Linked DNA regions of Mus musculus: region 2 is linked to region 1. Evidence: chromatin loops called from intact Hi-C (ENCODE). Cell type or tissue: left cerebral cortex. All regions are shown on one strand. Each heading gives the region's core, and the rest is flanking DNA. Links, peaks and the distances in the headings are about the cores only. Region 1 overlaps Gm32067 (a long non-coding RNA gene). Region 2 has its middle 170 kb from the start of Gm32067.

Region 1 (5,386 bases), core at 271-5,270:
CTTTATATGCCTCAGTACAGGGGAACGCCAGGGCCAAAAGGTGGGAGTGGGTGGGTAGGGGAGTGGGTGGGAGGGTATGGGGGACTTTTGGGATAGCATTGGAAATGTAAATGAGGAAAATATCTAATAAAAAGTATTTAAAAATAAAGAAGATTAATGCTGGGCTGGAGAGATGGCTCAGCGGTTAAGAGCACTGACTGCTGTTCCAGAGGTCCTGAGTTCAATTCCTAGCAACAACATGGTGGCTCACAACCACCTGTAATGGGATCTGATGCCCTCTTCTGGTGTGTCTGAAGACAGCAACAGTACTCATATAAATAAAAATAAATACAATTTTAATAATAAAAAAGAAAAAAATTGTATATATTGAGTTTCAGTTATTTTTTTAATTTTGTCAGTATTTTCAAAAGAAAATTTTGCTGAACAATCTTTGAGCTTCCTGGCTCTGTGGTTTGGTTCCTGACACTTTTGAGAAGGTTTGTCCTACTAATACTGTAGATAATTATTTCTTCTGGTATTGTCATTATCCATTTTTAAAAACATTTTGAAATTGTCCTACAGTTTTTGCCTGCTTACTGATGCTGTCTCCATCAACATACTTTTATAGATCTTATGATTATCTCCTTATCTATGCCCAATGTATTGATGAGTTGAAGGCACCTTCATTTCGATTACTTTATATAATGTTTAGCCATTGCTTTTTGACTCTTCTTTGCAATCAACATTTTTATTGCTTGTGCTATCCACCTAAATGTTCATAATGTCTACTTTTCTATTAGAAATCACTCTTGATACGTTACCAATAGTCACTTTTAATTTCTTGTCTGTCAGTTGTGACGTCTGTGCTACACTGGGCTTCACTATGGTTATTGATCTATTTTCTCTTTTTGTGTGTGTGTGTGTTTCTTTGCTCTTCTGGCATGTCTGTAATTTTATTCTGTTGTATATTAGACATACTATATCAGATAATAGAAACTAATATAATATATGTTTAGTGTAAGGGTTTGTGCTCTTCTTGCTTGGTTATGTCCATGCTTCATATTTTTGTAGTTATGAGTACAAAGGCTTCAGACTCCTCTAGCACCTTTTTGTTTCTCTTCCTTTGCCTGTATAATATTGTTCACCAGACAACCTGTGTATCAAAGCTAACCTTTTTGGTATTTTGGGCTGTTATTATACTGAAAGTTTGATGGAACATTCTGTAGTATTTTGTAAAAAATCCCATCTTTTAGTGGGTTAATTCACAAGGTTTGTAGATTGTACACATAGTATTGTTCTCCAATGAAATGGTCTGCTTTTTTTTTTTCTTTTTCCTTTTGGTTGCCACTTTTCACATATATTTCTTTGAAGACATCTCTGTTCTCCTGCCACCTCTTTGGATAAAACAGAGGCTGGGAGAACTGAAATGGAGGAATTCCTCTCGAAAGCTGTGGTAAAGTTGATTATTTTGACAAGGCAACCCAAGAGAGTAGGGACTTTTAAAATAGGTGTTTAGACATGTTTTTGAAGGCTTTGCTCTTCCACTCTCCTTGCCAGAGGCACAAAGGGAACTTTTTCTGATCTCTAATGTTATAACCTCCTGTGGTTCAGGGCTCCTGGAGAGGAAGCCAAAAAAAAAAAAAAAAAAAAACAATAAAAAATATATAAAGTAAAATTAATCAATCAGTCAATCAATTTGGGCCTCTGGGGTTTCCTCATATTCATATTTATCTATACCCATTCTTTCACAAAGAATGTAAAAAACAAACGAACAAACAAACAAACAAACAAAACCAAAAAAAAAAAAACCCACACCATTTAGTTTTACATGTAGGTCATGATTCCTTTGACTTCTGCTTTGGCTTATCCACCATTGGTTGCTGTTTCTGTCACTTGTTTGAACTTTGTAGCTTGTCTCTCACCTTATTATCTACAGATCCAAGAAAGTGTTTGAGTTGTTCATTTGGATTTGTTTTGGTCTGTGTATGTGTTCTCTTGTGTGCTCATGAGTGTTTTGGGTTATGCATGTAAGACAGTTTACATCAGTTGTTTTCCTCAACTCTTGGCTACATTATTATTTAAGACAGTCTCTTACTGAACCTGGACTTCCCCAGTTGGTCTAGCCCAAGGATCTTCTTGTCTCTGCTGCCTCAATGCTGGGATTGCAAGTACCATGTACTACCTCACCTGGCTTTTATGTGAGTGCTAATGTGTGCAAGGCAAATAGTTTATCGCCTGAGCCATCTTCACAGTACCTGTCCCACATTAATTAATTAATTTTTGTGTGAGTAAAGATTTCCAAGGTATTTTCATGTTGAATTGGAAAGTGCATTCTTGATAGAAGTTGAATTGCTGTTTACTTTATATACAGTACTGGAGTGTTTGGAATTTGTGTGCATGGATTAGATTGATCTGTAATTCTCTTTTTTTTCCCACACTGTCCTTGTCTAGTTTGGTTTCAAAGTTTAATATAACCACACAAAATTAGTAGCTCTACTTTCCCTGCTTTGCACGCACTCTGGAGCACAGCTATAAGATTGAAACTACTTATTCCCAGAACATTCTGTAGAAATTACTTGTAAATTTGTCTCAATCTACTGTTTCCTATGAAGGAAGACGCTCCTCTCTACTTCAATGCACACTGATGGTTCAGAGGCATGGACACTATGAACATCATTCTAAACATCTTTTGAGAATTTCTTCTTTTCTACACAGTTTTACGCTTAGTCAATGTTTTATAAGTAATCAGAATAAAGTTATTCTTAATATTTTCCTATTGGTCTTGTGGTTTTTTTTTGTTTGTTTGTTTGTTTTTCCTTCTGGTGTCTCGTTCCTATAGAGAAGATCAGAGCCAGGTAGCAGATACCCTTCTCAGGAGACTTCTCTGGCAGTCCAGAGGCAGGTCAAGACTGATTTTAAAAACATACACTCCCTGAAACCCTCCAATCAGTTTTAACTGTCAGTGATTTTTAAGAGTGACATCAGAGTCAAATATTGCCTATCAATCTGTGTCATATGTTGGCCCTCAGTCTATAGACCCTCTGTGTATAGGTCTATAGATTTAAAAAAGGCTTTAATAATTGGTTGTTTTTGATATCTCGACATTTTACAAAGACCTCTACAACCAGTCTGGCTGGATTCTGTGTGCAGCAATCCAAGTCAGAGGCTACATTTAGACACAGCCTGTGAATCCAAAGTAACATGAGCAAAGTTCTAGTCACGCCATAGTTTATAACTGCCAAAATGTGGACACGGAGGCAGTTATTTTAAAACTTGATAAGCAACACAGCATTTTGCAGAACTGTGGAATAAAAAGAATACTTCTAGTTGCCCAATTAGAAAAGCATTGCACAATTATTGACATCTTGCTATCAAATGCTCTTTACCTGGCTGTGGGATGGATACTTCAGGCTAGAGTTGTTTTTAAAAACATAATTTGTATTTTAGATAAGATTCTTAAAGCCTGGTTTGTATTCTAGAGAATTCTTTATATTTGATAGTTTATGTTGGAGAGATTTAGTAACCTTCTTGTTAAAAATGAGAATATATTTAACTTTTATCCATTTTAAGTCTAATTTATACTCATATATAGACCTATCTATCTATCAATCATATATTTAGATTCCTAGATGCCTTAGTATAATATTCCTGTATTACATTTTTTCTGGGTTTTTTTTTGAGGAGGGTATAATTTATTCACAAGTTAAATTGGGAAGCTGGAAACTTCTTCAGTGTTCATGTAATGTTTAATTTAAATTATTTCCAACCATAGCCCAAGTCTTATGCTGCTATGGACAATCTGTGTTTCTTGGTATATGTCCCAACATTTTATTTAACAAAATAGAAATAGAAGAACAAATATAAAAGCGCCAAATGTGAAGTAGAGCTAGAAGACTTTGACAGACATAACAGCATAGCTGCTTCATCTTTACAGCATTTGATTCAGGGACACTGCAACTCAAAAAAATTTCATTTTTGAACATTTAATTCCATAATTCCATAATTTAAAGAACAACTCAATACAATACATAATGGAGAAACGTCCAGTTCAATCTTCATTCCCATAAATTTGTTGGTATGAAAGAACATCAATTATAAAAAGTTCAATCCTGATTTGGTTCTGATTATTTCAGAAGAATTGCCTTTTGAGCCTTTCCTACCAACTTCCTCATGTAGTCAGACAGGAATATTAACTCAGTTTGAAAGAATAATTATTAATGATTATGTGTGTATAACTTAATGTCATTGATGTTGAACTGTCAAGATTTTCAAAACTTATATTTGCAAATGAAGTGAAGCCTGCAAAATGGTCACACTGATGTTCACTTGGTGAAGGAGATACACAAGTGAGGGAAAGGATGAGCACATGATCAGTGAGAGCAACTTGACCATGGCATGGAATTATTTATCCTTTCCTCTCTTGTTTGTATTTTCTGTCTCAAAAGCTCAAACAATTATAAGGAACAGATGTGTGTCTTTTAGGTAAAGTAGGATAAATAAGTATATTTTTATAGGTTCATATAAATGTATTGTAATTGGCGCTTCTCAGAGGTTTGGTTAAAATAAAGTGTTTCCCATTTTATCACAAATATGTCTTGAAAGGATAAGAAATCGCCTGACTCAATGTATTAGCATCGTTGAGCATATAAACCCGGGTGACTTAAAATATAGGGGTGCAGTTTTTCACTATGCCTACCAAAGCACAGCATGGTTAAGTACTAATGTAGATTATTAACTATATTCTGTCTCTAGGGACCATCTGTTACTTAAGTAGGAGCAAAGGAAGCTCTGTAGTATGCTCAACTGATACTGAACAAATAACCTATGATGAAGAGCACGCATTTAAGGACTGAGTATGTGGTTCTACTAGATGAATCTTGAAAGCCAAGTGTGCTCCAGATTATAGAATGCTATAGATTAATTCCAAAGTCTTTACATAGATTACTTAGAAAAGAAAAGATAACTGTGATGGTTTACTATAGACCACAGTCTGAGATGTAAGAGTGAGGAAAAGTGGAAAGTAGACAAAGAATAAATCTAAAATAGTGCATTCTGGAACTGCAACACTAAAAGCAGATTTGCCTGTTACACTGAATGGCTCCAGAGAGACATTGTGAAACACTGCAGAGGTGTGCGGGTGCTTGATACTTGCCTCTTTTTCACTTTATTAGCCTTACTCAAGGGATTATATCCCCGGCTTGTGTTATCTGAACTATGTGGATAGTCTTCATGAAAGCTATAGTTTCTTTTTGCCTGTTGTTGCTGTTGTTGTGGTGGTGGTGGTGTGTGTGTTCCTATATTAGTACACTCATGAAAAGAGTATGTATGGAATGCATGTGTTTGTACAATGATGAATTTTAGGATATGATTGGACATGATTCGCAATAAAGCCTGATCTGTGGTTATG
Region 2 (5,386 bases), core at 243-5,242, 140 kb after region 1:
GAGACGAGAGTTCTACATCTAGACCTACAGGCAGCCGGAAGAAGGAGAGACTCTGGACCTGACTTGAGCATCGGAAACCTCAAAGCCACATCTACTTCAACAAGGCTACAGCTTCTCACAGTGCCACACCCTATGAGCCTAGGGACCCAGTTTTCATTCAAACCACCACATTTGCCAAGTCCATAGTTTATCACTTTTGATGAAAGAAGGAATGTTTTTTAGGAAAGAGGTCTAGATGTCTAATTCTGTAGCTCTGCTGATTAGACAGGGTCTAACAGTTACAGTTATTTTCAATTTTTAAGGTGAAGTATACTCATATCTGTTCACTGACCTTTTAGAAGTTTTGATAAGGAAAATGTTAGTGTAAAATTTAGTTGACCTCCTGGATATGTAGTAGAAATGGAAGTGATTAATTTACTAAATCTTTTCCCATCACTTCAAGAGATCAAGAGACAAAAAGAAGATGCAGTTATTCACTAGCATTACTGCTAAATGGCAATTCCAGCATGCATCTACTCATGGTTCAATGTATTCAGAATCTTTCAAGAGACCACAGAGAAGAAATTATTCACATCTTGTCAGGCAGTCCACATCTGCTGTGGGCTATGCCACCAGAGCATCATAGGTCTAAAAGTAGATTTAACATTCCCTAAGTTTAAACTCCTTTCCTGTGCCTCCTACTCTTAGTGACAAGCATTGCATCCATTCATCTCTCCAAGCTCACATCAAGGGTAGTTTTAACCTGCCCTGTTTATAAAGACACCAAACTCCTTGGGGTTGTCTCCTACATATTTTATGTCTATTCATTTCCTCCTCATCTGTATTATTACCTACCCCACTTCAGGGTCACACTATCCTATTCTTGCATTCTGCCATAGCTTCTTTAATCATCTACTCATCCTCTCCTCATTGATCCCCTTTCCTTTAGTTATGTCTCTATTCCAGGTCAAGGTTATTTTACTGAAATGCAAATCTCACTGCCTCATGACCTTGCCTTGAAAATACTGGCATAAGTATTTCCATAAGTCCTTTGGAGGGCTTAAATACAGTTTATGTGGTTTGTCCACTCTGAAACTACCACTGAAGTTTGATTCTTGCTATGAGATATTAAGAGAAGGGACCAGGAAATGTTAAGAGGTGATTAGCGCTCCTCCCAAAAGAATGGGTTAGTATACACATATGATTAACAGATTAAGGTGCTATTTTGGTAGTGGACCTTCTATAAAAGTAAAAAAGTCAAACATTAGTTTGCTTAGGCCTGAACTACCCTGGCATTTTGTCAGCAAGATGGCTATCACCAGATGTGGCCTCTTGACCTCACATCAGAACCATGAGCCAAAATAAACCTCTTTTCTTTATCATTTGCCCGGTGTCTGGAACTGTGCTAGCAGTGACAGAAAATGGATTAAAGCATTCCTATATGGTCAAATTTCTGCTAATGCCTATAGCTTTCCTCTCTCTCTCCCTGTTATATGTGAAAAGCTTATAAATTTGAGCAATTACTTCCAGTTTCAAGAATGTTCCTTGAGTGTACATTCATAACATCTTGTGGGCCTTCCTGGGTTACTTTATGTGAACTTGATAAACTTGATAGTTCTCAGTCAGTCTTTGGATTTCAGGATAGATGTTGGTTCTACTGACATTTTTTTCTCTGTTTGACCAAGTTCTGAGAGTGTTGTGTACTTCTGCCCTGTTGATGCTCAGTACATTGTTTGGTACTGCCCTCCACTCCCTCCCTATTTCCTTTATTAGTACTCTACAAAAACAGGGGTTATGTCTAGCTGGCTTAGTATTTGCCACTGTCCATAGGACATAGAAAACTCTCAAATGACATTGTTTATTTTCCCTGGAAAATAGTGATACAGTTAAATAATTATACTGGATATCAGCAATTCCACACCCCTATCCTATTCTCAATTGTGTGATATGGTTGTCTCTATTCTCTCTATAAAATGGAATACTAATATCTACCCTAAACTAAATCAATATTTGCTTAAAGATAAGAAGCATCATTCACACCCTATAAAATGCAGATTTCTCTGAAAATAAAAAGTATTAACACAGTGGCTATGCTGTTACAGTGTCATGTATGTTGAGTAATTTAGCACTATTTGAACTCTGCCACTAAAATTCTTATCAGATGATAAGCATATGGCTGTTTAAATGTGTGCAAAATTTTAGTAATGTAAAACACAAAAGAGTGGTTGGTTTAGGATGGTTTCAGGTGGATAGCTTGACTCAGCTTCCTGTGTTTTCTCATCTTCCTGTAAGCTAACTTGGGCTTGCTCACAGAGTGAGGGGAGGGGGAAGCAGGATTCTGAGAAACAGAAAGAATGACATCTTTCTTAAAGTCAAAGACTAGAACTGCCATGGTGAAGTTTCACTGCATTTTAGAAGATAAAGCAAGTCTAGTGTTCGCCTGTTTTAAATAAGTTTAAATAACTACCCGTGGTGGGGAAAGCTCTAAAGACATTAAGAGGTGTGGGTACTTGGAGGGTGATCATTGTGTCCATCCAACAGTTTTCCACACTCCATCAGCACTTTCTTTTAAGTATTTACTGTCACAAATCTAAGCATATTGCTTCTGAATCTAAGATCACTTACCAACTCCTCATTGTATGTAAAATAAAGCCTGTCTTCACAGCAAAGACCTCTGTGAAGTTCCCACACCGGCCTCATCTGCCAGGTCCTTTATGTGCTAGGAGTAGAGCATTCTCACACTTCCCAGGCTCCTGTTGTGTTAATTCTGTCCCCTGTACTTAATGTGTTCACTCTGTCTGGAGAACTGCTCCTTCTTGCCCCAACAATCTTACACATTCTAATAATAACAACAATCCTACTTACTATGTGCCAGGAACTAGCTGCTCTAAGCACTTTATATGGATATAGGTTTTCCTTATGAAGAAGGTACTATTTTCTTCTTGTCACAAATAAGGAAACTGGGGCACTGAGAAGTTGAGCAATTTGCTTAAAGTAACTCAGCTAGAAGTCTGGTTTCAGGCTGGAGATCTGGAGTTTGTGCCTTTATCCTCTAGAAACTCCCACCTTTGCGACCTAACTTAGTTTGCTCTATTCTCTTACACACCTTGACATTTAACATATTCAGTGATTAGTTTTAGTGTTGGATGTTTTGAGCTATCACTTTCTTATGAGCACAGACTATGTATCACCTTTGAAATTATCAAATGGAGCACACTATCATGTCTGGGTTGCCTTCTTCAAACTTATCAAGATGTGCCTTTTGCGACATTAAAAATTTCTGCTCCTTTTCAGAAGAAAAAAAAAATCAGAGCAAAAAACCCAGAGTCTATGAGTCCTGACAGCATCTCCAAGAGAGAAGCAGTGAGTGGGAGCTAGACTCCCTTTGCAAACAGGAACTTCAGGCATGTGGAGATGAAGTCACCAACGACACTGCCAGTATTCTTTTTTTGGTTTTCCAATTCCTAGTTTGTGTTCTGTCTACCAAAAAGTGGTGTTTGCCTATGAAGTGCCTCTGATGGTTGCTTAATTTCTCCTAGAACAAAGCTAACAAACATAACAATTAAATTAAATCACCCAAGAGGGACACAGCTTTCCATTCTAAAGTTCTGAGGGAACAAACTTTTGGGGAAACTTTTCCCCTGGGGTGCAGTGCTTTCTTCCCTTTCAGTAGAATATATTGTGTCTGATGGAGCAAAAAATTGTTTTTAAGAAACCCTGCACCAATCTGTCTGCCCCAGCTCAGACACACGCTCACACTGAAAATTAAATTCACAGAAATGAGAGAAAAATCAAAGGAAACAAAGGAACATGTCTTCTGCTTCCCAGACATGGCCTGGTGGGTGACAGGATGATGAGGAGAAATGATAGGGATGAATTAATTTGCTGTGCCTTCTTGCTTACATCACCAAAGCACCGAGAAAGGGAGCATTCTACACCTTTTACCTGCAGGGTTTTAATCCACAAGAAGCTGTAGCAGAACCCATACAGTTAAGTAGGCTTCCCTTTCCCCCTTTGTTCCAGCTTGAGTTTCATGACTACCGTTTCCTTCATTAGCAGCACTAACTTCTTAGATGTAAAGTTTGTTTGAAATGGTAACTACCAGGAGATCATGGAGAGAGAAGGAGAAATTAAAGGAGGCTTACGGAATAGGACCATTCAAACACACTCATAGGAGAGAGATTTGATTCTGCAGCAAGAATAATCTCTGTAGCCCTTTAAAATGTTGCTTCTTCTTAAGTGCGTTTGTTTATTTGTTTGTTTTTTGGGTATGTGTGTATATTTGGTGTAAATTTTATCCCTTCTTAAATAGTGATCTTTAAATTCTAAACTATTTTGACTGTCTTTTAATCAGAAATACAAATTGAATATGAACATTTGAGATGAAAATTTATTTTGCATTGTTTTGCTTTATAATGACTTCCTAATTTACAGCCTTCCTTGGGTTATAGCTCTCTAAACATCATTAGCAAATATAACTGGGTACTTGACAGAGATGTTGGCATGTCCCGCAACCACACACGTAAGGTTAAATGTGGATAATGTATATGATCTTGCAGATGCTGACCTTTCCTAGTAATCTATTTTTCTTGAAATGATTGCATTTATCCTGTCTCTGTGACTCAAGCATTTCCATGTGTGCGTGTGTGCGTGTGTGAGTGTGTGTGTGTGTGTGTGTGTGTGTGTGAGTGTGTGTGTGTGTGTGAAGTGTATTTATGAACACCAAGATTTTACTGATTTGTCATTTCGCACTGAGGAGTGGAGAGTTTGAGGAGCTAGTTGCTCAGCCTCTTTGGTCACCAAGAATGCCTGTGAAACTGCAGATGAACTGGCAATTAAAGCCGAAGCTCTTCTCCACCGTCTCAGAGTCTTCCGCCCGATCCCTTCTCACCTCTATTCTCAGAATGGCTGGTTTGTTATGAAACTAATTCTTTTCTAGGCCAAGTTTCCTTTGAACAGGGTGCAAAGGCATATGATCCTGTGGATTAGAAGTGGGTTGTCATCAAAATGATACAGCTCTGTTCTTCTCTGTTCCTTTCTTGGAATGGCTGAGAACAGACTTGCGAAGAGAAAAACTTGTTGGCGTTTGGGAGCTGCCAGGTTTTAGAGAGCCCAATTATGTCTTTTTTGAACTAGCATTTCTTTAATAGAGTTTAATTTTAAAATGTTATTTTTTTCCAGTTTTTGACATTTCTTTCAGTTTTTAATTTGAAGAAATAAAGATATGTTTACTCATTGGTAAAATAAAAAAGGACTTAGTGAGTAAGCAGGGCCAGCAGTCCATCTGTGTTCAAAGCTATTAGCCACCAAAGGGCTCGTGTGTTCTGAGAGGTGCCCTTCATACTACATCTCTTTCTTGTGCCTTTGCTTTAGCTCACTGCAGCCAGAATGTACTAGGCTTGGCTGT

The links. Hi-C counts contacts between places; a loop is a spot of excess contacts. Peaks named below come from ENCODE experiments on the same cell type or tissue, not always from the same donor. Only the 100,000 strongest peaks of a DNase experiment are listed, where the experiment ranks them.
Region 2: it touches region 1 in a loop (11-fold over the local background); 2 of 42 quality-filtered maps call a loop at or near these places.

The regions. Positions count from the first base shown.
Region 1 is chr13:78,517,203-78,522,588 of GRCm38, forward strand. The region is part of intron 1 of Gm32067 (a long non-coding RNA gene); the gene reads left to right. Among named protein-coding and RNA genes, the nearest start is that of Gm32067, 36 kb to the left of the region's middle. In left cerebral cortex, for the core only: no CTCF peak of the experiment used is centred there; DNase peaks (open chromatin) are centred at 3,193 and 3,788; H3K27ac peaks cover 1,414 bases.
Region 2 is chr13:78,653,582-78,658,967 of GRCm38, forward strand. No RefSeq gene overlaps it. Among named protein-coding and RNA genes, the nearest start is that of Gm32067, 170 kb to the left of the region's middle. In left cerebral cortex, for the core only: no CTCF peak of the experiment used is centred there; DNase peaks (open chromatin) are centred at 633, 2,338, 2,815, 3,393 and 2 more places; H3K27ac peaks cover 4,038 bases.